Regions from separate parts of the Homo sapiens genome. Here region 1 is linked to region 2. Evidence: chromatin loops called from intact Hi-C (ENCODE). Cell type or tissue: heart right ventricle. All regions are shown on one strand. Links, peaks and the distances in the headings refer to the core of each region. The heading gives the core; the rest is flanking DNA. Region 1 overlaps EGFLAM (EGF like, fibronectin type III and laminin G domains). Region 2 overlaps EGFLAM (EGF like, fibronectin type III and laminin G domains).

Region 1 (15,546 bases), core at 3,435-8,434, 59 kb after region 2:
CGGTTTCCTCCTGCCAACACTGGCCTCCAGCACATAAGGCAGCACATCTGGTGAGGAGCTGTCTAATCTACACCTGCCTTAGGAAGCAACTTCCCCCTTACCCTCATACTGGGCCAGAATCTGGCCTCTGCAATTCTCCTGATCGAAGCTTGAAACATTTTGCCAAGTCTTCACCTGTGGGTCCTACCTGTAAAGCCATTGGGTTAGAAGAAGATGGGGTTTAATAATTTAATAAGCCACACAACTTTGTATGTAGTACAAAAGGGTTGACATTTCCTGTCTTTCAAAGAATAGAGATCAATAATCATTTTTAAATGGAAAACAAACCAACCACATCCCTTTTCCCAAAAAGCTGGAAACTTAGACTCATGGTTCTGGGATATGAACTTGCTAGGGATGATAACAGCTATAATTTATTGGCCACCATCTCTAAGCTTGGCATTCTTTGGCATTTTACAAAGACAGTCCGCTGCCCCCAGACCTACAGGGCACAATTTGGAAAACAGAAAAAAAGATTCCCCTTCCTGGCAGACATAGACTCCAAGGCCAGGCACAAGGCATGGTGAGAGGATGTAACCTGCTTCCAACCCTCCATCCCATCTTCACCCTTTCCCTGCCCTACTCCCTCCTGGGCAGTTTCGGTCTCAACATCTCATGGCTTAACAAGATGATACCCAGCTGAATTGCGGATCTCTGCCTTCTCAGCTGCATGCAACATTATATAAGTTACTCTTTTTAATTCTTTCAAGAGCTCTGCAAGGTAGGTATCAGTAAATCCATTTTTCAAATGAGGAAACAGAAAACAGATATTTTTTTGACATGTTCAAGATCATAGAAAGTGATCTTGCTGCATCCGTGTGCAAGAAGTCAGGATTTGACCGTGGGTCTCTCTGACTTCACAACAGATGTTTCCAATTACTTCCAGGATCACGTGATAGAATGGACACCGGAACATTGCCGGAAGCAAGCAGACTACCACATGGGGCAGTAATTGCTGGCAGAAGTCACATCAACCACTCATCCTGCTCATTCTGTCCTTGGCCCAAAGCAGCAAGTCTCTTGCTATCATTTTTTCTTGGTAAGAACTCAAAAAAGTGACAGGAAAACTGAGAAATTTTATTTCCTCAGATTTGAGGTTGAGGAGCAGACTGGCCTGGCAAGGTTATTCTCCAGAAGAGAAGTAGTGGAAACAGCTGAGTTGGAACTCGTGTCCCAGGGGTGTTCAGGGTGCACTGAGGGGCATGCTGTGAGCACATGGGCTTTGGAAGGCAGTGGAGTGTCATGGAATTGAGCCCATAGTATGGAAGAGATGCAGAATCTTTAACAAAAATTGCCAAAATCACAAAAATGGGGGAATGAAGAATCATCATAGCTAAAATGTATTCACTAATGTCAGTAGCAGTTCTTGGAGCTTTGGATATGTTAACTCATCAATCCTCACAACAACTCTACTAGGCAGGCACTATTATTGTCCTATTTTAGGAGTGAGGAATCTGAGAAACAGAGAAGTTAAGTAGCTATTCCAAGGTAATCCAGACAGACCATGAGCCAGGACCACTCCAGAGCCTGGGGCCCTTGGGGAGTAACACATGGAGCTTCATGTTTGCATCTGGTTAGGATGGAAATGACACAGTCATGGGGACTGGAGCTGGTGAAGAATCACACTCCAAAGAGGTAAAATGTTCAATCAGAATCCTAGAGAGAGCCTGGGGTTGCTCTGAGCCCTGAAATAGGGGTCCAAGCAAACCAAGCAACCAACCAACCAAAGAACAGGAGGCACCCCATGGGCTATACTAGTAATAAAATTAAATAAAAATATCAATAACTGCTTTAAGGACCAGATTCTGTGCTTAGGATTTTTTTTTTTTTTTTGGGACAGAGTCTTGCTCTGTTGCCCAGGCTGGGGTGCAGTGGCGCGATCTGAGCTCATTGCAACCTCCGCATGCCGGGTTCAAGCAATTATCCTGCCTCAACCTCCTGAGTAGCTGGGATTGCCAGTGCCTGCCACCACACCCAGCTAATTTTTTGTATTTTTAGTAGAGACAGAGTTTCACCATGTTGGACAGGCTGGTCTCGAACTCCTGACCTCAGGTGGTCCACCTGCCTCGGCTTCCCAAAGTGCTAAAATTACAGACATGAGCCACCATGCCCGGCCTGTGCTTAGGCATTTTAAACATATATTCTCATTTAAACTTCACAAGAAGCCCATTGTACAGATGAGGAAACTGAAGCCGAGAGAGAGATTAAATAACTTCCCCCAGTCACACACCTCATAGGTGACAGCTAGGAATCCAGGTCAGAAACCAGCCTCTCACTCACTGGCTCTTTAGTGCTCTCTCTTGTTGGGGAGGACACCAATTTCCTCTCAAGCTTCTAATTTCAGAACATCTATATAAGGTCTGTTCAGTTGGGAGCAATAAGATCTTATGATGAATTGAGAAAGTATAACAGCAGCATGTCACACATAAACTTTTTAAACACAAAATGCACTTATATATTGTGCGATGAATGGTGGTATAGCTTGTGAAGGGACAGAAGTTTCATAACATGGATGGTGCCTATCAGGACTTATGATATCAATAAGGAGAAAACATATGCATGACTGACACAATAAAGCGTGATGAATTGTCTATTTTCTGGCACAAGCAAATCATGTCACAGGGAGTAGAGAAGAGGGGAACCATAGAGGCTGGAATCACTAGGGACTATAAAATCTAAGTTAGAAAATCAATACCTAGTAAATGAGATTTGAGATATGCAAAGTCACCTTAAAGAGATAGGATAATAAGACTTGAAAAAAGTGCAAAGCTAAATCATCCTGGATGCACCTTCTTGGTGTCCTAGCTGGTATCTATGTTGATTTTAGTCAATGCTCATGTTATACCAACTGTTAAGTATTTTGACTAGCCTCCTGCTATTAGTCAGGATAGCCTAGGTTGGCTATTATAGCAAATGACCCCCAAATATTGTGGCTTATGACAAGGATTTTTTTGTCATGCATTCTAGAAAGTCATCGAAGCTCAGCTGCAGCTCCGCTCCATACTGTCCCCACTGTGGGGCCCATGCTAATGGAATAGCCTCTATCTGGAGCATGGTGAAGCATGTGCTTACTGTTCAAGCTCCTTCCCAGTAGTGACACAAGTGACTACCACTCACCTTTCATTGACCAGAGACAGTCATATGGTCCCACCTGAGTTCAACAAGTCACCACTATGGATTAACAATAGCATTCTGCCAAGGTGTGAAGAAACACCATGTCTTTTGGGTGGGCGGTAAGGCTTCATATGGAATACAGAAAAATCTAAGTCAGAGAGGAAAAATATGGCAGTGCTCACCTAGGCCCTGTCCAGGGGACCCAATGCCTGGGAGCCCTTCTAGGGTCACATGTACATCCCTGAGGATCTCTTTTCAACATAGCAATCACTCTGTGATCTGTTCAGGGTCCAAAGACAGGCAAGGAGAACAAAACTATCAGGCATTTGCATACGTCTACTGCCCACATCCTCACATTCACATAATGGTTCTGGCTCTGCCGGACCCTCTCTTGAAATAGTGGACTTAAATACCCTTTAACTGTAATTAAAACACCATGGTATTGGCATAGGAATGGACAGGAAGATCAATAGAACAGAACAGATAGCCTTGGAATGTATAAAAACTTAATTTATGATAAAAAAGACATCTTGGATAAATGGGGAATGGATGAATTATTCAACAGATAACATTAGGACAGTTGGTTAGCAAATTAGAAGAGAAAATCAATTTCTAGCTTAATTCATACTACACACCAACATAACTTTAACTCCAAATGGATTAAAGAATTAGAAAAGTATATATTGGTAAAGCCATAAAACAAGAAGATTCTCCTCATTCACACCCATTCACCCCAGCATAATTACTTTTAAGTTTTTCTTAATAGAATAAATCATACACAAAACAAACATTATACAACACATTTTTTTAAAACGTTTCTTTCTGTCGAAACAACAACCAAAGTTAAAATGCAGCCTGGGGACAAATATCTACAGACAGACAAAGATTAATATCGTTTAACATATAAAGAACGAATACAAAATACGACAAAAACATTTTATGGTGCATAGAGAAAAATGGACAAAACGCTTACATAGACAAGTTATTAGAAAAGGTAAAATTTAAAAACACAGAAAAACATTCAAATATTTTACATGAGTAATTCAAATATTACATGAGTAATTAAAGAAGTACAACTTATTGCAACCCTGAGGGCCATTGCTAATAAATCGAGACAAGTTTTTTTAAATGGTAGAATCCAGTTCTATAAAGGGAGTGTTTTTATATGTTTTGATTAGTTATTTTACTTGGTAAAACTCTTTTAGAAAGTAATTAGGCGATGTATGATGACTCTTTAAAATATACTAATATGCCCTAGTATTAATACTTCTCACAATGTATCCTAATGAGATAATCTCAGATATGGAAAAAATATTTTATGCACGAGCATGTTCATCTCAATATATTTGTAATACTTAAAATTTAAAACAGCATGAATTCAGGTAAGATGTTAAAGCAAATTATGATAACATATTTGTACTTGATGGCCTATTACTGAAATGATGCTTGCCAAGAATTTAAGATAACACATGGAAACGTTTTTGTTATGATGCATGTAAACAAGGCAGTCTATGAAATGAATGCATGTACAATATAAAATTATGTAGAGCCTCCCTTTGTATCTGTCTGAGCTAAAAAAATTATGCAGAGCAAAATCATGAGATAAAAAAATCAGAAAAGATTAATTGTGTTTGGCTCAAAACCATTAATTATTATGTCTACTTTTCTGTATATTTTATTTACTTATTTTATTTTATTTTTTTTGAGACAGAGTCTTGCTCCATCCATCACCCAGGCTGGCATACAGTGGCACCATCTCAGTTCACTGCAACCTCCACCTCCGGGGTTCAAGCAATTCTCCTGCCTCAGACTCACGAGTAGCTGGGATTACAGGTGCACACCACCACGCCCAGCTAATTTTTGTATTTTTACTACAGAGGGGTTTTTACCATGTTGGGCAGGCTGGTCTTGAACTGCTGACCTCAGGTGATCCACCCACCTCCACCTCCCAAAGTGCTGGGATTACAGGTGTGAGCCACTGCACCCAGCCCGCATACTTTAACTTTTCTCTAAAGATCGTGCATTACTTTTATGACAGAAAAATAAGCATCTTCATAATTGATAGTAATAATTGAGTTTTGACTGTGTCAGGTGCCAAGCTTTGGGCACTTTACAAAATCAGGACAAGTACCTACAACCAAAGGCAGAAGAATAACATCTAACACATTTTAGATGCCAGATATATTTTAACTGATCCCATATATTTATCCTGTAGGTGTTATTATCATCCCTGTTTTACATATAAGAATCTGAGGTGGCCAGGCGCGGTGGCTCACGCCTGTAATCCCAGGACTTTGGGAGGCCGAGGCGGGCGGATCACGAGGTCAGCAGATCAAGACCATCCTGGCTAACATGGTGAAACCCCGTCTCTCTAAAAATACAAAAAATTAGCCAGGCGAGGTGGCAGGCGCCTGTAGACCCAGCTACTCCGGAGGCTGAGGCAGGAAAATGGCATGAACCTAGGAGGTGGAGCTTGCAGTGAGCCGAGATTGCACCACTGCACTCCAGCCTGGGCGACAGAGCGAGACTCTGTCTCAAAAAAAAAAAAAAAATCTGAGATACAGAGAGATAGAGTAACTTTTGCAAAACCACACAGCTGGTGAGCATGTGATGGAACCACGATTTGAACCAAGACAGATTGGCTCCAAAGCCAGCACTTGTAACCACACCATACAGAGATTATTGCATTTAATCATCACAACACCCCTGGGAATAAAGTAACTATTATTATACCGCATTATAAATGAGAAAACAGGCTTTGAGAATTAAATGACGATGGTTACAGGGCTAGCAAGAATGGACTCATACCCCAGAATCCCCTCCCCTTCCAAACCACTGGATTAAATTGCCTTGTGAAATAAACAATATATATATAAGTCCCATACTTCTCTCTTTTTTCCTCTGCTGCTCCCTTTTTCTTGGTTAAGGGAATAGAGCCTCATTGCTCAGTTTGTCGTTTGTCCAAGGACCTCCTGTAACCATTCCTTCCTTCTGTTTCTTTGCCTTTTTTGCATCCCCTTCTCATTGTCAGCAACTCTAGGATTGCCAACTTCACTTCAAGTTTGTGATTTGTTAAATATCTTGGTAGGGAGGGAAGTGTAAGGGCTTTTCAATGTTTTATAGATGTCTTTATTTCCATTCTTGCTGTCATTATTGCCAAAAACAGAAGAAACGAAAAAAATGCAAAAAACAGGCAGGTTTGTCCATCAATGGACGAACAAAGAAAATGTACACACACAATGGGATACTATTTAGCCTTTTAAAAAAGAAGGAAATCTTGTTATTTGCAACAGCATGGATGAAACTGAAGAACACTACATTAAGTGAAATAAGCCAGGCACAGAAGGACAAAGATCGCATGATCTCACTTACATATAGGATCTTAAAAAGTCGAACTCACAGAAACAGAGTAGAATGGCGGTTACCAGGCAGGGGCTGGGGGACTGGGGAGATGCTGGTCAAAGGATACAAAATTTCAGTTAGACAAGAGGAGTAAGTTCAAGAGGTCTATTGTACAACATGATGACTGCAGTTAATAATAATGGATACTTGAAAACTGCTAAAAGAATAGATTTGAAATGTTCTCACCACAAATAAATGATAAGTATGTGTGTTGATAGACTTCCATTAGCCATTCCACAATGGCTGCATATTTCATAACACCATGTTGTACACCATAAATAAATATAATCTTTGTCAATTTTTAAACATTTGAAAAATAGACAGGTGGCTGCTGTATAGGAAATGCGACCAACCCATGGTTCCAAGTGGGAGAAGGAATGGCAAGGATCCAAGCAGAGGAAGGGTCGCAGGGCAGTGGGAGATTAAGGACGGGGTAGGTGCTGACCCCTGCATCTCTCTAGGGCTGTCCCCATCACAAGGCTCTGTGGCATAGCCAAAGTGTCACCCTCAGATGATCATTTTTCAGTAGTTCTCACACGTGAACAACTCTTTGTGACAAGGAAAGAGTTTATTGGCCAAACTGGCTTAAATAGTGGCGTGTCAGGTCAAGTGCCTGCGAAACAAGAATCTTTAGAAAGATCTATATCACTACATCTGCCACCTTGTGTTATGTTCAAAAATCGCCTGCAAATTCAAGCCACAAGGGTACATATGGATAATGGCCTTAATATTTATGTTAAGGCATTAGGGAAAAAAATTGATTTTTTTTTTCTTTTTGGGAGTTAAATCATAACACTCAATCAGAGAGATTCCTAGAGAAGGAGGTAAAAGAATGAAGAAGGTAGGAGGGAAGAAAGGAAATTGTACAGAAGGCATGGGTAGAATAGCTTCATATGAAAATAGCTAAAGAATAATTTTAACAGTTTTTGAGCCCTCCCTGTGTCACACAGGGTCTGACAAGTGCATATGTAGAACTCATTTAATCTTCATAGTCACCTCATGTAGTAGGTTGTTATATTATTCCCAGTACACAGATGAGGAAACTCTGGTACAAAGTGTACAGATAGTAAGTGAGAGAGCATGGATTTGGACTCCAACTCTCTCACCCTGGAGCCCACAGCTCTCAACCACTTTCCTAATCTGAAGAAAGCAACCTCAGAGCAAAACAGTGGCTTACAATAAATAAATGAAGAGGAGGAAAGATTATACTGTTTGGGGATTTGGAGGATTACCAGCTAGAAAAACATATGTGAAAGGTCATCCCAATCTGTTTAGCCACTTTAAAAGATAAGACTTGACTGTTGCTCTAGGGATGAAATAGCATCTAGTGTCAATGCTTCTCTGTGTGTTCCTCAAACACTCGGCAATCCTTGAGGTCCTGAATGGTGCTAGCAACTTGGAATTCCCCATCATGGCCTACTTGAGCCATCGCTGTCATGGCTGATGCCATCGTCTGGCATTACACTAGCAGTGGCATTTGGTGTTACTGTGCAATATTGGGTCACTGTCATTTATTAAGGTGTAGGCAAGTTGGATTTTGCCTGTCCCCTAAAGAGCTAAATTTACTGTCCTGAAGTGGACTGGCTGTCCCCTTTGGATGTTGTACCGGAGTGAGAGGGACAATTAAACAAAAGAAGCAAGTGCTAGGCTGAAATATAAGCATTCTCAGACACCAGCCACACGGGGAGCTGCAACCTTCATGTATGCTTTACGGTACAAACACAGTGTTCTTGACTCAAGGCTTTAGGTCACATTGTCCAAGTGTTCCTTTGCTTACAATGAGTACACACAGCTGATGGTTGTGGGCTTCTCAGTATGGGGTACATTGGGCTCAAAAAACAGAAAAGGAGAGAGAGGGCAGAGCAATTCACACCACAGGCTAATGGGGTGAGGCAAAATCTCACTGCCTTTCACTCCCTCAGTTTCTTTTCCCTACTAGTGCTAGTGATGGGCTTAAATATAATCAACATGCAGTGGGCAAGAGAAGAGTGAAATGTTTTCATTACTGTTTGCATGTCTCAACCTTGCCTATACTCAGTGGTGTGCTGGTAAAAGTTTTTCCGAAAGACCCAATTTGTAGAGCATACCAATTTCTGTGGTGTAAATACTCATACCATGGCCAATTTTAAGTTACCATTGTAGTATCAATGAACATGACTTTGGGAAGAGATGTGCAGTAGCACATTATTATGTAGTATGTACTTCCATGGTACAAATAGTAGATGTAAATAACTTCAAGAATACAGACAACACAAAAATGTAGTAAAATAATTAGTAAGTGATGAGTTTTGAGCATTTGATGATAAATTCATATAACATAATTTAATTTTTAATAATGGCTATGTTGGCAGCTGGTTTGCAAAATCCCTGAAAATTTAACAATTGGCTCTTGTGAGTCTGTAGGAGCTGTCTCTAGTACACCAGTGTTCCTAATTCTATACAGCTACCAACACAACATTTCAGATTCCTAGCTAGTCAGAGCCCACATATTGTTGTACAGTTGGGCAATGCAGTGCACAACCTGTTCAACTCAACACAGCAACCTTGTAGGTGATATGCAAACCAGGGCGTATCTTGGTTCTTCATTCCGGATTCTTTCTTCTCCCACAGTGCTCTTCTGTCTGACTACCTTGGTGAGATGGGCCTGATAGAAAGGAGCATTTAAGAGCTCTCTGACCTCTATCTCTTTCCCTAGAGTCAATCATCATCCTCATCTTCCTTATTGCTACCTTTTTTTTGAGCATCTATTCTAGTTCTGAGTTCTTAACATAATTTACTTTTAAACCTTGGGGTGACCCTAAAAGTAAGCATTAAATATCCTAGTTTTTGGATGAGGAAACCCAAGAAAGTTTAAGTAACTTGCTTAAGGTCATGCAGCTAGGAAAAAAAATGCCAAAGCCAGGCTTCTGATCCAGATCTGTCTGGTTCCAAAATTGGTGTTCTTCCAATGACACCAAGTTGCCAAGCTTCTTTCCCTTGGTACATCCCAGCCTTCAGCATGCGGAGGGTCTCATGAGCAGAAGTCACCCAGTCAGAGCTTCACCAAGGGAAAAGAGAAAGAGCAATAAGGACATTGACAAGTGGCCCCATTGGCAGGCAGGGCCCCACAGCCCTGTGAAGGAGGTAACAAAAGGGACAAGAGTAGGCCTGGCTGATTTTAAAATGTTAACAAGAACTCTGTGGCTGTGCCACTTTGGTGTAGTAAAGGCTACCCTTTTGTCTTTTATTTAGCAATTGTGAGAGGGGAGAGGTTTTGAAAGGGACTATTTAAAAAGCACGTAGAGGAAGAAGTCTGTTTATTCCTAAGGGGACATCTTTCCAACAACATATTTTTCTGGGAAACTATTCTTTCCCACACAACAGTATGGTGATGGAATAACCAGGCCTTCCCCAGAAGCTGGAAAGGAAACAAACTGAAACAAACTGAGACCCAAGAGTCAGAGCATACCAGAGAAACATCAAGACAGCAGTCAAAGCCAAGAAAGCCATGCCCACCCCTCAGGCTGGACTGGGCAGCAAGGCCACAGGTCACTGTAACTCTGGGGTCAAAAATGTTGGAAAATCCTACCCAGTGAATTTGTAGATCCTTAGGCATATGGTCCCCTGCATGTCTAAGCAGTTTCCAGTATTTCTTTAGTTGGACTGACATGCAAAGAGAAAGATCACTGGCAAGAGAATAATATGCAAAGAGTAATAGGAAAAACAGCAGCAATTTTTTCAGAGCTGTGTGACAAAGTGGAGCTCAGCAGAGATTTAGGGCTACACCAGGTATGGATTAGTCCATTCTCATGCTTCTATAGAGAGCTGCCTGAGACTGGGTAATTTATAAAGGAAAGAGGTTTAATTGACTCACAGTTCCGCAGGCCTGAAAGGCCTCAGGAAACTTACAATCATGGCAGAAGGTGAAGGAAACATGTCCTTCTTCACATGGTGGCAGGAAGAAAAAGGGCTGAGTGAAGGGGAGCCCCCCATAAAACCATCAGATCTTGTGAGAATTCACTCATTATCATGAGAACAGCATGAGGGATACCATCCCCATGATTCAATTCCCTCCCACTGGGTCCCTCCCATGACATATGGGGATTATGGGAACTACAATTCAAGATGAGATTTGGGTGGGGACACAGAATCAAACCATATCAAGATACCAGGTGCAACAGATAGACAAATAAAAATAGGAATATGTTATCTGTTACTGAAAAACAACCCCAAAACTTAATGGCTTAAAATAATGATATTATTTATTTATTCACAATTCTTCTATTTGGGCTGAGCTTGGTGAAAACAATTTGTCTCAGCTCCACACAGCATCAGTGGGTTGGCCTGACTATGACTGGAGGATCCACTTCCAAGATGACTTACCCACACTGGGGACTAGGCACTAGTGCAGTTGGCTAGAAGCTCAGCCGGGGCTAGCGATCCAGGGCCTTGGTTCTTGGTTCTTGCTGCCAGCCGGGTTTATTGATTCTCCTGTGTGAGGACTCTTCATATAGTAGTTACACTGAGCTTCCCCACAGTATAATTCTCTTAGGGTACTTAGATTTCCTATGTGCAGAAACTGTTAGGACTTTGTAAGGCTGAGGCCTGAAATTGACTAAATATCACATCTTCTGCATCCTATTGATTAAAGCAAATCACAGGGCTGCCCCTGTCCAAGGAGAGGGTACTACAGAAGTGTGTGGATACCCACAGGAGGCATCATACATTGGGGAATCACTAATGTAATAGACAAAGAGTGATCTTTCTCACTAGTCTGAGGAAAATTGTATATTCCGCATGTAACTACAATGTATATATAAATACAATAAATTAGGGTTACATGAAAGCAAAAAGAACATAAATCATAGAATAGCACCAATAGCTGCCACTGCAATTCAGTAAAATGGCCCTGAACATGAGATATCGAACTATAATAGCCATCATGGGGGAGGAACGGTAGCTTTCCTGTGAGCCCAGAGGCCAGGCCAGGCCAGGCCACCAGCAACCAGGACTTCAGCCTAGCCACGCAGCCATCTGGTGGAAAACACATGCTTCTTCTGGGGCCCATTGTCTTAGAAGAGATACTACCAAGTGATCAAATGTTGAACTTGATATGTGAGTTGGCTAACAATTTGGTGCCCCTTCAAAGTGATGCTCTCTCTTTTTAAAAAAATCACAGTAATTCAGGTAAGATTTCTATTCATTAGGCCTAGAACTTTTCCACTTTTATAATCAAGGAATCATTTATTAGACTGCTCATCTATTTCAGTCATAATGACACCATGATGAATTAGCCAACACCAAAGAGCTCTGTAGGTCAGGCCATTCTGATTACTGCTTGGCTCTACTGCCAATTATCATAACCATGGTCACCCACTCAGTCTCTGGTGATTAAGTGCTACCTCTTGGCTCACATAACCCAGTATCCCATCATCCCCACTGAATTTAGGGAGCCCACTTTGATGCAGCCATTTACACTCTCAATTCTGGCTTACACAGAAGAAGCCTCTACCAAGTTCCTTAAGGATGCCAGGACACACCTAATGAATGTCTGTCCTACTGCCTTGGTGAAGGACAAGTCCTCTGAACATTTCTGGGGTCACAGCGAGAGGGTGACATGCAGAACCTACATAATAAATTCACTCCAGTGTTCTAATCTTCCTAGTTTGGATTCCCTGGAATAATATAAAATTTGTACTTTTGCCAGTCTTTTAAATCTCTTCTCAAGACATTCAGACATGTCAGATGTTTTATCAACATTATTTTGGGGAATAAGTTTCATCCAGAGCCTACTGACCTGTTCCAGTTGGACTGGTTGCCTTTTCTATCTAGTAAATATTTGTCATTCTAGCATCTCCTTCCCACTATTATTCTGGGGACTTCTTATATCCCTCTCCTGGATTGGATCTTCTGTTTCCTGCAGCTTTGGTCCTGCGTCATGGTTCTGTCCAAGTTTTCGTGACAGTCATCCTCCAACACCTTCCTGAGAAAAGATGTAAAGGAGGTAAATGTAGTAAGAGTCTTCTATCATCCTTCATTGATAGTTTGGCTGGGTATGGAATTCTAGGTTAGAAATAATTTTCCTTCAGAATTTTGAAGTAATTGCCCTGCAATCTTCTTGCTGCCAGTATTGATGGTAAGTCCAAAGCCATTTTGATTCTTGACTTTTCTTGTTTTTGTTTTTACTTTCTGGAATTTTGTAGCATTTTCTTTTCATTTCCTGGCTTTGGTCTATTTTCATCTTTTTGTATCTCTGAACTATTTTATTGGTAATATCTCCTTGGTTTTTTCTCTTTTCTTCCTTTGTAGAATGCCTGTTATTTGTACAGTTTATGTCCTGAATTGAGGCACTAATTTTCTTTTCTCTCCTTTTTGCCATCTCTTTATTTTTTTGTTCTACTTTCCAAAAGATTTCTCCAAATTTCCTTTTAATCCTTAAGTGAGTTTTCCATTTCTGATATCATATTATTAAAATCCCAAGGCTCTTTTTGCCCTTTTGTTATTATTCATTTACTTTTATATACTATCCTGCTCATGTTTACAGTTGTAGTATTTTATCTGTCTAGGGATCTAAGTGAATACTGTTTTTTTGGTGTGTTTCTGTTACATTTTTCTTCATGGTCTCTATTTCCTCCAAGATATTTCGACTTTCTGGTGTTGGCTTTTATCTTTCATGTTAGAGGCACTGTTTAGATGCTTAGGAATCCTTGATTATCTGCTCATATTTAAGTGTTCATGAATAAAAAACTCATTGTAAACTTTGTGTGTGTGAGTGGGGATTCTTGACTGTGAACTTTACTGTAGCTGTTTTGAGAGTTTTCAATATCAATATCATTATGTTTTTCTTCTTAGGCTGGTCACATCCCAGGGAAGATCTTTCAATATCCTACCTAAAGGAACAAGTCTGACCTAAATAGGGGAACTGAGCAGGGAAGAAGACTGAGGTCTCCGCATCCCATGTATATATACTTTTCAGTATGGTACCCATATCTCCAATTGTGATGGATGCCCCCTGTTCACAGACCTTTTGCTTTTAACTAGTCTTTTGGGAAGAGGGAGGGGATTGCCTGGCTATGCAGACATTGGAAAGAGATATGGAATGCTGACACTTCTCAATCATACTTTCAATCAGTCTTCTTTATCTTCTCTTTTATCTTCTACTTCCAGAAGTACTTGGTACCAAACTCTGAGAATTTATGGGAATTCCAAAGGGTAAATCTGAAGGTTCTCAGTGTTCCTTAATGCTAGCTTTAGATTCTGTTTTCTTTCTTTCTTTTTTTTTTTTTTAATGGAGTTTTGTTCTTGTTGCCCAGGCTGGAGCGCAATGGCGTGACCTTGGCTCACTACAACCTTCGCCTCCCAGGTTCAAGCGATTCTCCTGCCTCCGCCTCCTGAGTAGCTGGGATTACAGGCCACACCTGGCTAATTTTTTTTACTTTTTAGTAGAGACAAGGTTTCACCATATTGGCCAGGCTGGTCTTGAACTGCTGACCTCAGGTGATCCACCTGCCTCAGCCTCCCAAAGTGCTGAGGTTACAGGCATGAGCCACCATGCCAAGGCTATATTCTGTTTTCTTATGTCTGTTAAGTTGTTTATCACTTTTCCATCTACCTTCCGTTTTGAAATTTTGTGACTGTTACCATTTTTTTGGAAAAAAAGCATTTATAGTAATTTTAGTGGAGCTTTGAGTAGGGGCAACAGTAGCTGTGTGTTTAACCTACACTCGTTGCCTTCAACATTTGAGCAGAAACCCAAAAAAATATTTTTGACATATACAAGCAATACTTATTTAGAAAGCTAGGCTGCTCACTACTTTAGGGAAGACAAAGAAGAGTGAGTGATCCACAGCTTCAGTTTTATTGCCTAGCAATTCAGCTCTGGCCCCAGACTTGCCTAGCTCTCTCAGCAAAACTCAGAAGCCCTATAGATAACTGGACTCATCTCCCCTACACAGCATTTTATAGACTCTTTGTTAACAAGAATTCCCCTTGAAGGTTTTACCCCATTCACTCCATCCCCAAGCATCTTTATAATATTTATCTTCCAGTCGTAAATTACTGTCTGTAAGAGGTGTTCTTGTAATTACCATTGTCTTCATCTTATATTTCCAGTGAAATTTTTACTTCCTTGTGATATTTTAGCATTCTTCAGGCGACTGCTCAGCTGCCTCTCCCCTAAATTTTTCACTGATTGAAGAGTGATGAATACTATAGTAGACTTGGGGAGACAACTCAGATTTGGGGAATGTTTTTCTCTTTAATGAAGTCCTTTAAAGAGTGTGCTGGGTAAATCCCAAGGACAATGGGTATATTTCTGCTCTTCCACAACTACTACATGCTTTTCTTCTCTATGAAATGGGAATGGCAACCCTTCCCTATCTTTCCTCACAAGCAGCTGCACAAACTGAGTTAAATGACACCTGCTAAACCCGGGTATTCTAAGAATCCAGAATGAGCTCATTATTGAATCTGGGCTGTTAAGGCATGAGGATAGCCAGGAGTAGTGAGGATGGAGGTTTCTCATGAAATCCTCACTCAGACTCTTATGGCCTGTTTGGAAAAAATACTCAGAAGCTGAGATAACTAAGGTTTGTCTCTTACCAGGTGTCAGGGAAGCTTTAGAAAAATCTATATGGTCTACTTTACAGCTACTTAAACAAGGGAGAAAAGGCTTGTTTTCCATGTTCTTTTTTTTTTTTTTTTTTGATTCTCAGACAACTTATAAATAAATCTCTTAAAGAAACAGAGTCTGAAATGTCAAGAGTCTGTGTGCGGAAGTGCTTCTGAACTGTTGGGGGAAAATGAACCCAAGAAATGGAGATAAAGTTAATTATATTTTAGAAAGGAAACCCTTCTCCTCTTGCTAATTTACTGACCATTTGTTTCATGTCAAAATTTATATTTACATTTATTCTATCTTTGAATTCTTATAATGATCTTATGAGGTAGTCATTATTATTGACCCCATAATGCAGTTAAGAAAATGGAGGCTCAGAGACTTGCCCAAGGTCA
Region 2 (15,546 bases), core at 5,753-10,752:
AGGATTACTGTACCCATCTTAGAGATGAGGAAGCTGAGACCCAGAGATACTAAGTGTCTTTTCTGAGGAGGTCCCACAGCAAGGTAGTAAGAGGACAGTTTTCCTGGACCTCAGACCCAGACTTGCCGGCCAGATTCTGCTCTGTTCAAAGGTACAGATGCTTGGGGGCAGTGAATAGTGTAAAGGTTGGCAAGAACTTTCATAGGCATGGATTGAAAGAGGCTGCAGCTGTAAGGAAGCTGCTAGAGAGTGCTAATAAGTCACAGGGACTTTGGAGCACTTCCTGATTGCTTTGTAGCCATCCCCAGAACATGCCACTACCTTCTGTCTCCATTGCTTCCTCTCTGCTCACTGCTGCAGCCTATTCAGGGGCATTGCCGCCAAAGAAGAGTCCTCACTTGCGAACAGGGATAAGGGAAATCTATTCTGTGGCTCTATGACAACATGTACCCCGGGATCCTCGCATGCTGTAACTGGTCTCCAGGCAGATGGGCAATGAAAAACACAGCGGCCCAAATCTCAGAGCAAAACTGGGCAAAAGCCAGACTCACACACAGACACTTATGGGACAACAGGTTTACACAACCAACGACAGCTGTACTAAGCAAGCAGGAAGGTGTAGAGAAGAAAAGAGGGGTGAGATGAGAGGGTGCTGGGGAACAGCATGGAATCAGATTTATTGTAGAAATCTGATTTGAGCCAGAGGGAGTTTGTCTCAGCTCAGTGGAAGAGTATGTTTCTGAAACTGTGGAAGAAAACAGTTTATGGAGAGAACAGTATGGCAAAAATCAAACCAAAACAAAACATCTCTCATACTTCTCTATGTAATCCCTGAGGATCTGAGACCATAATTAGCCTTATTAGGAAAAGGAGGAAAAGGTAGTCTAGAAATGTTAATGCTTATTATAATGATCAAGTAAGAACCCAGGGGTAAAATGAGGGCTTGGTTTGAAAGAGAGTTAGAAAATGTCTCTCCTTTCACCAACCCGCTATCAGCAAACTGTACTCTTTTTAGCATTAGAATCTCATCCTTACAGCCTTGAATTTAAATTCACTGGGTTTGCTCTCTTCCTTCCTTCTTTCCTTCCTCCCTCTTTTACTCTATTTGTTTACCTTTTCCTTATTTATACCACATTGCAATTCTGGGAGTTCACTTTTGCCTGCGAACCTTGCCAATGGGAAATTCACTTTTGGCCTATGTGGGTTTCTAGAACAACTGTTTCCTTTCATCTTGTCTTTGAAGTTCCCATACAGTAGCAGTAGGGAGTTATCCAATCACCAAAGTAGTCACAGACTCTTAGCTTGTTAAGTCACATTCACTCATTTACATACTCAATAAATACTTATTGAGCGCAGACCTTGCATAGGGTGTTGAGAACACAACATTTGATGGCTGGGAGTGGTGGCTCACGCCTGTAATCCCAGCACTTTGGGAGGCGGAGGCAGGAGGATCACCTGAGGTCAGGAGCTCCAGACCACCCTGGCCAACATGGTGAAACCTCATCTCTACTAAAAATCATAATAAAAAAATTAGCAGGGCATGGTGGCAGGTGCTTGTAATCCCAGCTACTCGGGAGGCTGAGGCAGGAGAAGCGCTTGAACCTGGGGGGCGGAGGTTGCAGTGAACTGAGGTTGCAGTGAACTGAGATCGCACGACTGCACTCCAGCCTGGGTGACAGAGCGAGACTCTGTCTCAAAAAAAAAAAAGAGAACACAACGTTGAACAAGTTATTCCAGCTCCAATATGGACCTTATCCTAGAGAGGAGATACAGACAGACAATATGATGCATAATATAGATTCAGGCAGTGAAAGTGCTATGGAGAAAATAAAGCAGGGCATTAGGCTGAGACCACAGAAGCCTGGGGTCGAGCACAGTGGCTCAGGACTGTAATCCCAGCACTTTGGGAGCCAAGGCAGGCAGATCACTTGAGCCCAAGAATTCGAGACCAGCCTGGGCAACATGGTGAAACCTTGTCTCTACAAAAAATACAAAAATTAGTCAGGCGTGATGGTATGTGCCTATAGTCCCAGCTACTCAGGAGGCTGAGGTGGGAGGATCACTTGAGCCCGGGAGGTGGAGGTTGCAGTGAACTGAGATCATGGCACTGCACTCCAAGACCCTGTCTCAAGAAAACCAGAAGCCTATCTGAGAAAGTGACATTTGAGCTAGGATCTGAAAGGAGAAAGGGAGGAGGCTGGTGGCATGATCATAGAAAGATCTGAGGGAAGAGAGTTCAAAGCCCAGGAAACAGCAGGTGCTAAAGTTCTGAAGCAGAAAAGAGCAAAACGGCTTTTGCTAGGAACAGAAACAGTACCATCTACTAGGAACTGATCTAAGGACACCAATTCACTTCAGTGAAGAATGTATTTGTTCTTTCTCTGCTCATATCATGAGGATAGTATCCTAGAAATTAAGTGGTTTTGGTGGTTAAGACCAAGTTCTATTCCTAGGGGAAGTTATATAACCCTAGAGTTGATTACACATGTAACTTATTTTTAATTAAATTCCCGTTTTTGGAAAAAAGAAGAAAGGCAAGTGACTTTTTTACTTCTGCCATTTCTATTATTTACCATTCATGTCCTTTTTACTGGCTTTCATTCTACTTGATGAAAGAATGTACTCATTAAGCTTCAAGCTCAGTAGTTGGTGGCCAGTGGAGGCAGTGAATACATTTTTTACAAAGCCCCCAGTTCTGCACTCCAACTGCCTGATTTACCAGGTCAAAAGGAAACTATAATGCTGCTGGTGTTTCTTTCTTGCAGGGAAAAAAAAAATACAGCAGGATGGGGATAAAGAATGAGAGATCATGATTTGGGTCTTCTTTGAATTTCCTCTTGGAAACAAAACAGGTGCTGATTTGTGTGGAACGCCTCCCAGGAGAAGACAGAAGTACATGTAGATGCACCATTATTATTCAAGGTCACCAAAATGATCCTAGCTCTCATTAGAGGACCTAGACACTAAAGTCATTTTTTTTTCTTCCTGTTCTACTTATAATGTTGTGGAGCTGGAATTAGATGTGGACACTGCACGAACTTCTCAACATTGCAGTGGAACCACCAACACCATCCTCCTTTCTCACTTCAGCTAAGTGCCAGTTAATGAAAACACTGGGCCTGGCTTTCATTAACTACCAGCACAAGAGCAACTAAGATCTTCCAATTGCCCCATTAAGCAATTAAGTTGCTAATAGTGTCTGGCATTAATAGGCCCAGTGGGAAGTGAAAGCTTCCCCAGTTAGTAGGGCTGAAGTGTTATCTTTTCTTACAAAAGAGTTTAGCCCTAAGATAAACAGGCCACAGAGGACCCCAGGGAGTGGCCTGTGTCCTTGGTGGGATCTCAAGGTTCCCACTGGGCACTTAGCCTCAAGGATCTCCTTGAACATTGTGTTGTGAAGGTGGCTGTTCAAGGAGCAAAGTGGGCATTAAATCAAGCCAATATTCATGGAGACAGAGAGGAGTGAGAGGGACGAGAATGGGGTAAGCCCGACATGTGGAAATTCTGACCTCACAAGTGGAGAGTAGTGTTCAAAACATTTCTGTGTCTTGGTTTGGGTCTAACTAATCTAAGGGGCTGCCAGCTGTAAAATACTAGGGCTATACCGAAATATACGGGTTGACTTTCAGTGCACATATATGTTTTACCCACATTTCTGTATGTGCAATATGCCTTACGAGTTTTAAAACCAAAAGCAAATGCAACAAGAACAAAAATAGACAAATGGGACTTAAACTAAAAAGTTTCTGCACAGCCAAAAAAAAAAAAAAAAAACAACAACAGAGTAAACAGACAATCTACCAAATGGGAGAAATATTTTCAAATCACGCCTCTGAAAAAGAACTAATATCCAGAATCTACAAGGAAGTCAACTCAAGCAAGAAACAACCCCATTAAAAAGTGGGCAAAGGACAATGAAACCACCTTTGCAAAAATTATGACAGAGGAAATTATGACAGTGAAAGAGATCAGACTTAACTGACTCCATCTTGCTTTTAACCTTTAAGCTGTCTTTATTCATTCCTGGGCGTAGGCCGAACTAACCTTGGGAAGGAATTCAGTTTATGGTTTGACTCTGAAACAAAACTAACAGCCTTTTCCCATAAAGATCCCCTTCTTGACTGGGGACCAGTCAGCCTTTGTAGGACTAACAAACTAGCTACAGGATTAGAAATTACGGTTTAGGAATCATGCAGCCTCTGGCTCTAAGAGTCTGAGCCTCCCCAAATTGCTCCTGGGGATAACATCACTATTGTAATACCTAAAATCAGTGCTTGAGATATTTTGCAGACCTTTTACTGGATGGATAGGCTGACACCACCCAGACCGGTAATCTGGCTCAACCAGTTCTGTGATCCCATCCAGGAACAGAAGACAGCAAGAAAACCTCACTTCGACCCCCTAGGAGTCCATCTCCAACCTGACCAATCAGCACTCCACATTTCCCAAGCCCCTGCCCAACAAATTATCTTTAAAAATTCTGATCCCCGAATGCTCAGGGAGACTGATTGAGCAGTAATAAAATCTGATCTCCTGCATAGCTGGCTTTGTGTGAACGATTCTTTCTCCATTGCAATTCCCCTGTCTTGATAAATAGGCTCTGTCTAGGCAGCGGGTAAGGTGAACTGTTGGGTGGTTACAGCATGAACAGACATTTCTCAAAAAATGATATACAAGTGGCCAAAAACTCAAGAAAAAATAGTCAGCATCACTAATCATCAGAGAAATGCAAATTAAAACCACAATGAGATGTCTTACACCAATCAGAATGACTAGTCAAAAAAACCCTACTCTGAATAAATTTGTGAGGCCAGTATGGTATTTCTACACGCTGGGCTTATCCCATCCTCAGTCCTCCCACTTCCCACCATCTACATGAATGTTTACTTGATTTGATGCCAACTTTGCTACCAGATGTCGGCATGACTGTGGAGAAAAGGGTAGGCTTATACGCTGTTCATGGGAATGCAAATTAGTACAACCTCTGTGGAAAACACTATGGAGACTTCTCAAAGAACTAAAAATATAACTACCACTGAGCCAGCAATCCCACTACTGGGCATCTACCCAAAAGAAAAGAAATCATTATATGAAAAAGACTCCTGCACTCGCATGTTTATGAAGCACTATTCACAATAGCAAAGTCACAGAATCAACCTAAGTATCTATCAAAAGTTGACTGAATAAAGAAAATGTGGTATATATACACTACAGAATATTATGCAGCCATAACAAAGAACAAACCCACGTCTTTTAAGCAACATGAATGAAACTGGAGGTCATTATCCTAAGTGAAATAACTCACAAACAGAAAATCAAATACTGCATGCTCTCACTTACAAGTGGGAACTAACCAATTGGTACATGGGGACATAAAGATGGAAATGAGAGACAATGGGGACTCCAAAAGGCAGCGGGGAGGTTGGGAGGGAGGTGGGGGCTGAAAAATTACTTCTTAGGTACAATGGTCACTATTTGGGTGATGGGTACACTAGAAGCCACATACATCTCACTCAGGGAAGCAGCTTCACAGTCAGCCAAACCCACGTTCAAATCCTGTCTTTACAATGATCAACCTTGCCAAAAATACATTACCTTTTAAAAACTCATTTTTTTTAATCTGTAAAAAGGGGACACTATTCCTCCAGCACAGTGTTTCTGTGAGGATTAAATGGGTTTTGTAGGTAAAGTGCCCAGCACATTGCCTGGCTCATAGTACATCTTCCCAATGGTAGCTCTGATACTTCAAATGTATTAATTTGAAGTATTTTGTATTATTTGAAATTTATTAATTTGAAGTAATTTGTTAATTTGTTAAATTAAAATTTAACAGTTTTAATTTAATTCAGATAGTGCTATTTGATAATTAGGTAATTTTATGTATGGGAAAATCATGTTTTGGAAGCAAAATAATAGTCTAAACCAATACCAAAATAAAAAATATAAATGTATCCTAGAATAAAGGGTTTTCCAAAATGTCAGAAGTGATCAAGGAGAAAAACCACGATTGAAATACTAATTATAGCACATGCTTTTGTATTCATGAAACAGGTCATCTAATAAATTTTGTTATTCTGATCTGAGTAACTGTGTATACCTAGAAGTGTAAAATTATGTCTATTTAAGAATGTTTCATAACTGAGAATTTTCATTGACTTAGCATGGTTTTGTCCACCTTCCCTACCCACAATTACTTTGAAATTTTAAAATTTTACTTCACATAACAGGCCAATTATAATAAAATCTCACAGATCTGTAAAACACTTTCATATAACTTATCCACTCAATCCAGAAAAGCAGGATCCAGCAATGGGGAAATTATAATCAGAAACTCTAAGACCAGATCAGTGTTTCCGTTAAAAAAGAAGCAGTATGAGGCCGGGCGTCATGGCTCATGCCTGTAATCCCAGCACTTTGGGAGGCCAAGGAGGGTGGATCACAAGGTCAGGAGTTCGAGACCATCCTGGCCAAAGAGACCAGCCTGGCCAACGTGGTGAAACCCCGTCTCTACTAAAAATACAAAAATTAGCCAGGCATGGTGGTGGGCACCTGCAATACCAGCTACTCGGAAGGCCGAGGCAGGAGAATTGCTTGAACCTGGGAGGCGGAGGTTGCAGTGAGCCGAGATCGCGCCATTGCACTCCAACCTGGGTGACAGAGTGAGTCTCTGAGTCAAGAAAAAAAAAAAAAGGAGCAGTATGAGAGGTGCCCCAACCCACCCATCCTTCCCTGACTCCAGTCTCTATGCGCACATCTAAATCAGCATGTGCTTGTTATATCTCATCTTTATTCTACATTCTTGACTCTACGGAGAAGGGAAAGCTAAGGGACAGACTGAAAGAGGTGAGCCTGGAGCAGCTCACGAAATGGGAGCAGGAGTTCCATGGGGAGGGTGGATGGGGACACAGCACCAAGTGGCTGCTCACTTTGTAGTGCAAAAAGACGAACTCAGTGTTTCAAAGTACTGTCGGCCCCTAGCTCCTGCTATTCCATAAAGTTCAGCCAAAGAGTAATCAAACAAGGCCTTCCTTTAAATCGAATCATCAACATTTCTTCTAGGAAGAATGCCGTCAGCCTTTGGAATGTGTCTGGGAAGTTTAAGCTTCTAAATTCTAAAGAAGAAGAGTGAAAACATTTTTTTTTCCTGGGTGATCAATAGTACTTATAGGGTGCACGAGCATGTGCATATGTGTGTGCGTGTGTGTGTGTGTATGTGTGTGTGCGCATGTGTGTGTTTTGGAGTATAGCCTCCCTATATAACCCAACAATTTAATTTGACAAAAGGCGACCCGACATTCAAGGTTAGGGTAGAGGTTGTTTTCAAAGGAGCCAAAATTCCTCAGATTTGGGGAACCTCCTGAATCTCTACCCCTGAACACAGCAGTGGCCTTGGATGTCAGCTGTGTGGGTGCTTTGTGAGGAGAGGAGATTATTCAGCTCTGCTAACCAATAAAAACAGGGCTTCATGTTGGCTGGTTAAGCCAGTTACCAGTGCTGCTTCCTTTCTGACAGCACATTTTCTGGGTAAAGAGGACCCAAAGGAGCAGCCGGGCTCTACCGGAGGAATGTATTGGCAATACTGAAAAGATCAGAATCTTCAAACAAAAAAGTGCCAACATTTTCATTCTCAACTCTCCCTGCTACACAGGGTTCTGAGTTTACAGAAATATACCCTCCACTCCCCAAATACAAAAAACGTCTAAAATGGGCTGGACTTGACAAAGTGTTCTAAGCTTTTGCCAATCCAAGAATGGTTCTTGGCATTGTGGGGGATTTTGTTAAAACCCACACCAAAAACAGAATCTGACTTTAACAAAACCCCCAGGTGATTTGATGAACACTGGCCCAAGTGTTCCTAGGCACTATGAGAACATACACCATTGGCTACAGCCCCAGCTCCATGTCAGCGCTCAACTTCTTTGATACTCCTCGACCATCATTCAGAGGAGTTGATGTTGTTTGAATATCCTTTATTTTCAGGCGAACACGAACGCTGAAGCCTCCAGGGGCCTTAGTTTTTTCTCCTATGGTTCTAAGATTAACTCATTTTCTCAAAATATGAAAAGGAGGGGGAAGGCTGCATATCATTTTGCTATGTGGTCTGTTGTGTGACTGTGAAAGAAAACTGACCTCAAACTTCCCAAGGATGATGCAAAAATAAATCCTCTGCTGACCTCCAGGACATAGAAACAGCCCGTGTCCCTGTTGACAGCCTCTAACTTCCAAAGGGCTGGGAAAACCACAGGAGGAAAGCCTGGGGTTAGCCCTTTTCCAGGCTGTCCTTCTGCACGGCATCCAGGTCAAGTGAGTCTTCATGAGGCAAGCCCAGATATGCAGCTCCCTTGGTCCCTCAGAAGGACCCTGGTACTCACAGAGGGTCCGGATGATGTCACTGGGCCAGCTGCGGGGGCTGGGGCCATGGGAATTCATTGCCCTCACGGCAAACTGGTAGTTGGTATCTGGATCGAGGCCCTTGATAACCATGGAGTCCATCTGGATCCGCTCATGGATTGAGGTCCACTTCTTGTCGAAATCTGGCCTTTATTGATTAGAAAAACAGAAGAAGCAGTAGTTCAGAAATACCAGAGGGAAGGGAAGCTAGCTGGCTATGTAAACTAATAGCATTTGAACTCTGGAAGCAATACTTGTAAAAGTAAGTTAACATTTCCTATCTGAAAGTAATCCTGATTTGAAATCACAAGTCATCATTTGCAAGTCCCTGCCGATAAAAACAAGTAGATTATTTTTAGGGTCAGTTGTAAACACTACTTAAAGACAATCCGTTTTTCCTTGCAAGGCCCTCACTATGATGAAAAGATCTTCACATAGGAATTCGCTTTCAAGGACTCTGCCTTCCAGATGTTCACAAACAATCCTCCCTTTGGCAGTCCCCATCCCCAGAGGTCAGAAGAACACAGATTCCGTCTATTCACAATCTGTTCACAAAATAAATATAAGTTTTATAGGGTGACTAATTGCATGAATTGTCATGGGAAAACCCAAGAAGAATCTGTTCACGGACATTCTTAGTCTTAATTATACAGCTACGCCAATGTGCTGAATTTTTACATGTCCTTTGGAGGGCCCTTCAGAGAAGGCAGACCTTTGCTTAGAGCTCCCATCTGGGAGGTAATACACAGAAGGCGGGAGGATGAGCTCTGGAGTTCAAATCCTGACTCTCCTACTTACTAGCTGCTACTTAATTCCTTTAAGACTCAGTTTTCCCATCTGTAAAATGAGAATAATAAAAGGATCTACCTAAGAGGACTGCCATAAAGATTAAATAAGATATATATCTCCAGCCTAGTACCTGGCATCAAATTGTAAACACTCAGCAGGTACCAGACATTATTCAAGGGACTTCTTCACAGAACTAGTAACTTATAGCTGCCTGCTTACTCTATACCTGCATGATCCAATATGGTACCACTACCCTATGTGGTAGTCAGTCATCACTTCAAATGTGTCTGAATTGAGATGTGCTATTGTGTAAAATGTACACTGGATTTTAAAGAAAAATAAAAAAGAATGTGAAATATCTCAATAGTTTTTATATGGGTTATATGTTCAAACGAGTATATTTTGGATACAGTGGGTTAAAATATATTATTGAAATTAATTTCATTTCTTTCTTCTTGCCCTTTAAATGCCACTCTTAGAAAACGTAAACTTTCAAATAGGCTGGCGTTGTATTTCTACTGGATAGCACTGCTCTATGTGGACATCCTAGCTGGAGGGGAGAAAAAAAGAACATTCCAGGTAATAAGAACTACAAGATAAAAGTTGGAAATAATTGTGCATGGCCTGCAGACAGTGTGAATGGCCTAAGGGGAGGAGAGGCTTTGTGTTAATGGCTAATAACGTCAAGGGCTTTCCATCTACCAAGCACCATTCTAATACCTTAACTCATTTACTTCTCAAAAATGCCCTATGCAGTAGGTACTAATATTAAACACTCCACCTTTTTTTTTTCTTTGACAGAGAAGGGAACTAAGGCACTGAACAGGTAAGTAACTTGCCCAAGGTCACATAGCTGATAAATGGTGAGGCCCACTTGGATTGGTAGGATGAGGTTAGATTTACAAGACCCTTAATACTGGATGAAAAGGGGGAGTGACGGTGGGCGGCAGACGATTCCCCATCCCTTTGCTTGCTCCCTGGCCACCTCTCAGGTGTTCTGTTGTTAAACACCTCTGCTCACAGATATTTAGAGGAAGGCAGGAAACAAAAAAGTTCTGTTTGTCTTTGAGGAGCAACTTACCAGGCAAGGAAATAGAGAGTCATTTTGCTAAAAGAAGATGCCGGGGTGAACAGCGGATTTCCTTAATGTGAGCTCGCCCAGTTTTTCATTAGCAGGAATGATTGAAAGCCAGATGGAGTCCTTATGCCCAATAAATGATGCTTCCTCAAGCTCACCAAGCTGGGGGTAGTGTGTTAACGTGTTTGGAAAAGCACAGTTCACAGGGTATGCCCATGGAGGAAGCAGGGCTGGTTTCTCTTTCCTGATATTCTTTTCCCAAAGATGGAATTCTCATGTAAACTAACTTTATCATCGAAGAGAAAACCTCGGTGAGTGGAAGGAAACACATTTACAAACTCAAATTAGAACAAAATCACTTCGCAGAGGAAAACCACAGGGGATACCTAAAAGTAAAGTCAGAAAAGATGTGATCTTTAGATAAAACTCTCTGCTATCGTTTGCTAAGCTTCCCTTGTGATATTTATAGAGGAAATAACCCATATCTATTCTCACAGTCTGCTGTTATTTACCGAGGACTACCTGCAAAGACCTGCAACAATCTTTATGTAAAAACTACAGCAAAACAAAAAGATGATTTTGTACATGTTGTCCATTTAATGCAGAAAAGAAAAACTCTTATTTCCAGCAAACAAGAGATTAAATCATTAGCATTTATTTTTATTCTATAGAGTGAGAGAGACAAGCTCATGCAGATTGAATGCCTGTTCAAAACCTTTAACATTTTGCCTCTGATTTTGTCATGAGTTTTTTATTTGAGTGTTTTTAGAGTCTCTTCAGGTACAAAAGTACAAAGGTGAGGCTGAGAAAGAGATGACCAGGCAAAAGTATTGTCTTAAATCATCCTCCAAAACACCTGTATCTTTTTTTTGACTGAAGAAAATCACTTTATCCTAACTACAAAGTTGTTGGTCAGATCACCATAGCAACGCTATCTTGGCAATGTATTCAACAATGAAAAGGCCAGAGGGTGAGAAGTTGACTGAGAATGGGCTGCCACCCCACAGGAACAGAAGAACATCTGGCCATCTGGTGGGGTGGCTCAAGCCTGTAATCCCAGCACTTTGGAAGGCCGAGGTGGGAGGATAGCTTGAGCCCAGGGGTTCAAGACCAGCCTGGGCAACATAGTGAGACCTCGTCTCACTATGTTTAATAAAAAAAAAATTAGCCAGCATGGTTGTGCATGCCTATAATCTCAGCTACTAAGGAGGCTGAGGTGGGTGGATTGCTTGAGCCCAGTAGTTCAAGACCAGCCTGGGCAACATAGTAAGACCTTGTCTCTGCAAAAAACTTAAAAAAAAAAAAAAAAGTCTGGGGTGGGAGGATTGCTTGAGCTTGGGAGGTTGAGGCTGCTGCGAGCTATGATTGCACCAATGTACTCCAGCCTAGTGACAAAATGAGACCCTGTCTCAAAAACAACAACAACAACAAAAACATGGGCAGCCACCAGCAGGGCATACACTGCAAGCATTTTGCCAAGTAGTGAGATAGGGTTGGGCCAGGCACCCTATACCTCAGGAGATCAGTGGCTCAGCTTTGGAAGGTTGCTGGGCAGGTGAATTCAGGTGGGGAATAGAGAATGCGGCCAGCAGTGGGTAATCAAAACCCAATTCATCAATTCACTTAATCAGGGCTCACTAACTGGTTCATTTTGCCACTTACCATTGGCATTGTTAGAATCCAGCCTGGCTATCAGGGCTGGGTGAAATCTTAGAGATCATTTGGTCCAAGTGTCTGAGGACTCTCAGAAATTGTATGCAGGATTTTATACATGAACACATTTCATTTTTCTAAGTAAAGGGTCCTTCACTTTTATTAGATTCTCAAAGATAAAATAATGATCCCAAAAGCTTTGAGAGTCACTGATCTGATCCAGTCTCTCATTCTACCTACATGGTCACTGAAGGAAAATAATTTACCCAAAGTCACAGAACCACTGGGTGGTATACCTTTCTGTTTTAATTCTTTCTTGTGGTGTTTTGACTACCTTGCCCATTGCCAATCTCAATCTTAGTGAACAATCACTTTTCTTGATACTATCAAACCCCATAGGTGGCTGCCATGGGCTAGTCCATTGGCAAATGATGAATGATTATCAACCAGGCATCCATCACAAAAGTTATATTCCAGGAGGCTCCACGGAAGTGTAAGCACAGTTCCATTTTCAGGGAGTTTATAACCTAATAAGCTGGGGATAAAATACATCTGAGCATCAGTGCAGAAACAGCACCTCTAAGGACCAGTAGGAAGCCAGCGCAAAATAGCACATTTCAAGAACTGTATTTGAATAGGTCACTGTGAACTAGAATCCTGAGGAAAGTCTAAGTCCCAGAATCCATATCCTAGGAAGACATGGTTCTCTATGTTGATCACTGGGCAGAAGTTGCTCTAGACCCATCTCCGCTTGATGCAGGATCCAAAGAGTGGGTACTGCTGGCTTAGGTGGAGGAAACTTAGTGAGGATAGGGTGGTGTCTTTACATAAGAGACAGACAAATAAAGATGGTGTGGAAAGCTTCTGTGTTTTCCATGTTGGACTAAGAGGCCCAGTGGTTTCTTACAGAGAAGCCAATGGCAGGAAAACCTTTTGATGTCAATTAGGAATGACAGACAATGAAGCTGACTGCCTTGGAAGGGATGAACTGGGCCTCGTTGACTATATTAAAGCAAAACTGGGTGGTCCTCAATCAGGGACCATAATGTAACAAGTGACTTCCTGATCAGGGTGGGAGCTACTTAATTCAGTATCTCTGACCTTGACTCACAGTAAGTAAACATTTTTCCATAGTAAATATACCTATGCACATAAATATGTATATTATATATGAATACAAAGCTGAAAAAAGTTTCAAGAAAAAATACTTAGCTTTACTACCTTATTCATGTTTCTCCTTTCTTTCTCTCCTTTTCCTTTCTTTTCTACTTCTCCTTTTAAAAAACAAAATGCTGGTAAAAGACCATTAAATTGATCTTGCCACTCACTGAAGTGCTGTGGCCCATAATTTGAAACACACTGCACTGAACTTTTCCCCCTAGAATACCTTAGATGGCATTTCCAATTCTACAATTTCAAAAATAAAGCAGGTGTCATTAGCCCCTGAGAGGAATCTGTTTCTTGAACTTGAATTCAACACCAACACATGGCAAATGAAGCCTGTTCAACCTCAAATATGCTCTGGATTCATCACATATCAGAGCTGTGTTTTTGAATGATCCACGGTAAGATATACACTGGACATTGTGACCCAGTAAACACCACACACACATACATACACCTGAAACAAGTTTCACAAACCGATTCTCCTTTTTACTATGCGTGAGAGCCTGTGGTATTCTCTTTTCTATTCTATTTCACCTCTCAGTTTGAGAACTCCTGTTCCAGAAAGACAGAGCTGAGATGAAGAGTGAAGCTAAAGCATGTCATGGACGTTAACTAGGAAATGGCTAAAACTGGTTAAATCCTGCTAGGAAAATACTTTTGAGAGTGGAATTTGTTGGAGCAGCCAACTGTCCTCTAGGGGATACAACAGAACATCCAGAATAGCCTTGACCATAGAGGCCACTCTACTGGCCTTAGAGGGAGGGGACCAGAAGCCTAATTACAGCACAGACAGACACCTGTGGCCTCCTTCTTTCCACATCAAACCTACCAACCCACAATGGGATGCTTTCTGGAGGACGCTGGGTTACTTGATGGCTCCCTCCCTAAGTATTTTCTCTCACATTATTCCTTCTAAACATCATCTCATAAACAGAATTAAAAATACTTTCCTCCAGACAATCCCATGCCTTGAATCTGATTCTACTATCACACTGATTAGATCACCTTCCAGTATAATTTTAGACTTCTGTCTTTCCTCCTGGGCTGGGAGCTCATTAAGCATGGTGACTTTGTCTTCTTCATCTACGTGTTCCTTGAGATGTCTGCACGATCTTTCAAAGACGGGAATGCTACCAGTCTCTTTCCTGCTTACAACTTTCCATAGCTCCCTATTCCCTTCAGGATATAGATGGGCACCTTTATAAGGCCTTTTTTTGGTGTGACCCTCACCGACCCATCTCTCACCCCACAGAGCTCCAGGCTTTCTAAGCAATTCCAGGAACATTTTCTTCTTGCCTCCAAGCCACTGCTTAAGTGGCTTCCTCAGTCTAAGCTTTTCATGTTGCTTCCTCCCTCCCCTTTTGCCTGGTAATCTCTGATGTGTCCTTCTTTGCTCCCATAAGAAGCCTTCTTTCCTTCAAAACTAGGTCAGATCAAGCTTATGTTTCTCCAGGTTCCTGATCGCCATGCCTGCCTACAACACTCACTACTCCTCTGAACTCTGTCCATCTGCATTCCCCAGTAGACTGTCCAAGGGTGGAGTCTACAGCTTATTTATTCATCCCTAAATCTCTTGCATGTTTTTCACATGAGATACTCCATACATACATGTTTGTATGAACATATGCTCATAGGAGGTATCCAATAAAGGGTGATTGAGCTGAATTAAAATATCTTCAGAATTCAACTTAGAAATAGCATGATGCCTTAAATCAGGGTTGGCAAATTTCAGCCAGCTGCCAGTCTTAGTAAATAAAGTTTTACTGGAACACAACGACACCCATTTAGGTACTGTTTAACCTCACCCATTTAGGTACTGTTTATGGCTGCTTTCCTACCACAGTGGCAGAGTTGAGCAGTTGAGACAGAGTTCATACAGCTGGCAAAGCACAGAATATTTACTATCTGATCCTGTGAGAAAAAGTTTAGCAACCCCTGATCTAAGACAACAGCATGGTTTAACTTGGCTTGTGCCACTTTGACAGTCCAATGAAGCCTATGAACGCCTTCTCGGAATGATGTTTTTAAAGGCATCAAATATATAGGTTCACAAAGGAAATCAATTATATTGAAAAGGATCATCAAAATAATAAAAATCATGAAATAATATACTTTATTAATACATTAAATAAAAAACCTAGCAATGGATTCAGTAACTATGCTAATTTCAAAGTAGTGATAAACATAACTGGTATTTTGAGATATGTGCAACCATTGTAACCAGATAAGAAAATACTTGTGATTCTAATGTTGACAGGGTCACAAGAATTGTTAATACCATTGTGATTTGTTGTCTACATTCATTTTTGAAGAAAATGCTAAATTTCCATTGGTAAAACTAGGGATATAATTTTTTTTCCAATCCAAGTCCAGGGACCCCTTGAATTATATTTCCTGAATTCTATCCAGGAAACCCTTGGGGATCTATGGACTGCCAGTTAAACACCCTGCTCTAAGAGAAGAGATGT

What was found. Peaks named below come from ENCODE experiments on the same cell type or tissue, not always from the same donor. Only the 100,000 strongest peaks of a DNase experiment are listed, where the experiment ranks them.
Region 1: it touches region 2 in a loop (4-fold over the local background); 2 of 110 quality-filtered maps call a loop at or near these places.

The regions. Positions count from the first base shown.
Region 1 is chr5:38,302,403-38,317,948 of GRCh38, reverse strand. All of the region lies in intron 1 of EGFLAM (EGF like, fibronectin type III and laminin G domains), which reads right to left. Among named protein-coding and RNA genes, the nearest start is that of EGFLAM-AS4, 19 kb to the right of the region's middle. In heart right ventricle, for the core only: no CTCF peak of the experiment used is centred there; no DNase peak of the experiment used is centred there; H3K27ac peaks cover 2,317 bases.
Region 2 is chr5:38,363,289-38,378,834 of GRCh38, reverse strand. EGFLAM (EGF like, fibronectin type III and laminin G domains) reads right to left here. Exons shown (of 22, transcript NM_152403.4): 6 at 8,373-8,539. Among named protein-coding and RNA genes, the nearest start is that of EGFLAM-AS2, 32 kb to the left of the region's middle. In heart right ventricle, for the core only: no CTCF peak of the experiment used is centred there; a DNase peak (open chromatin) is centred at 8,312; H3K27ac peaks cover 3,703 bases.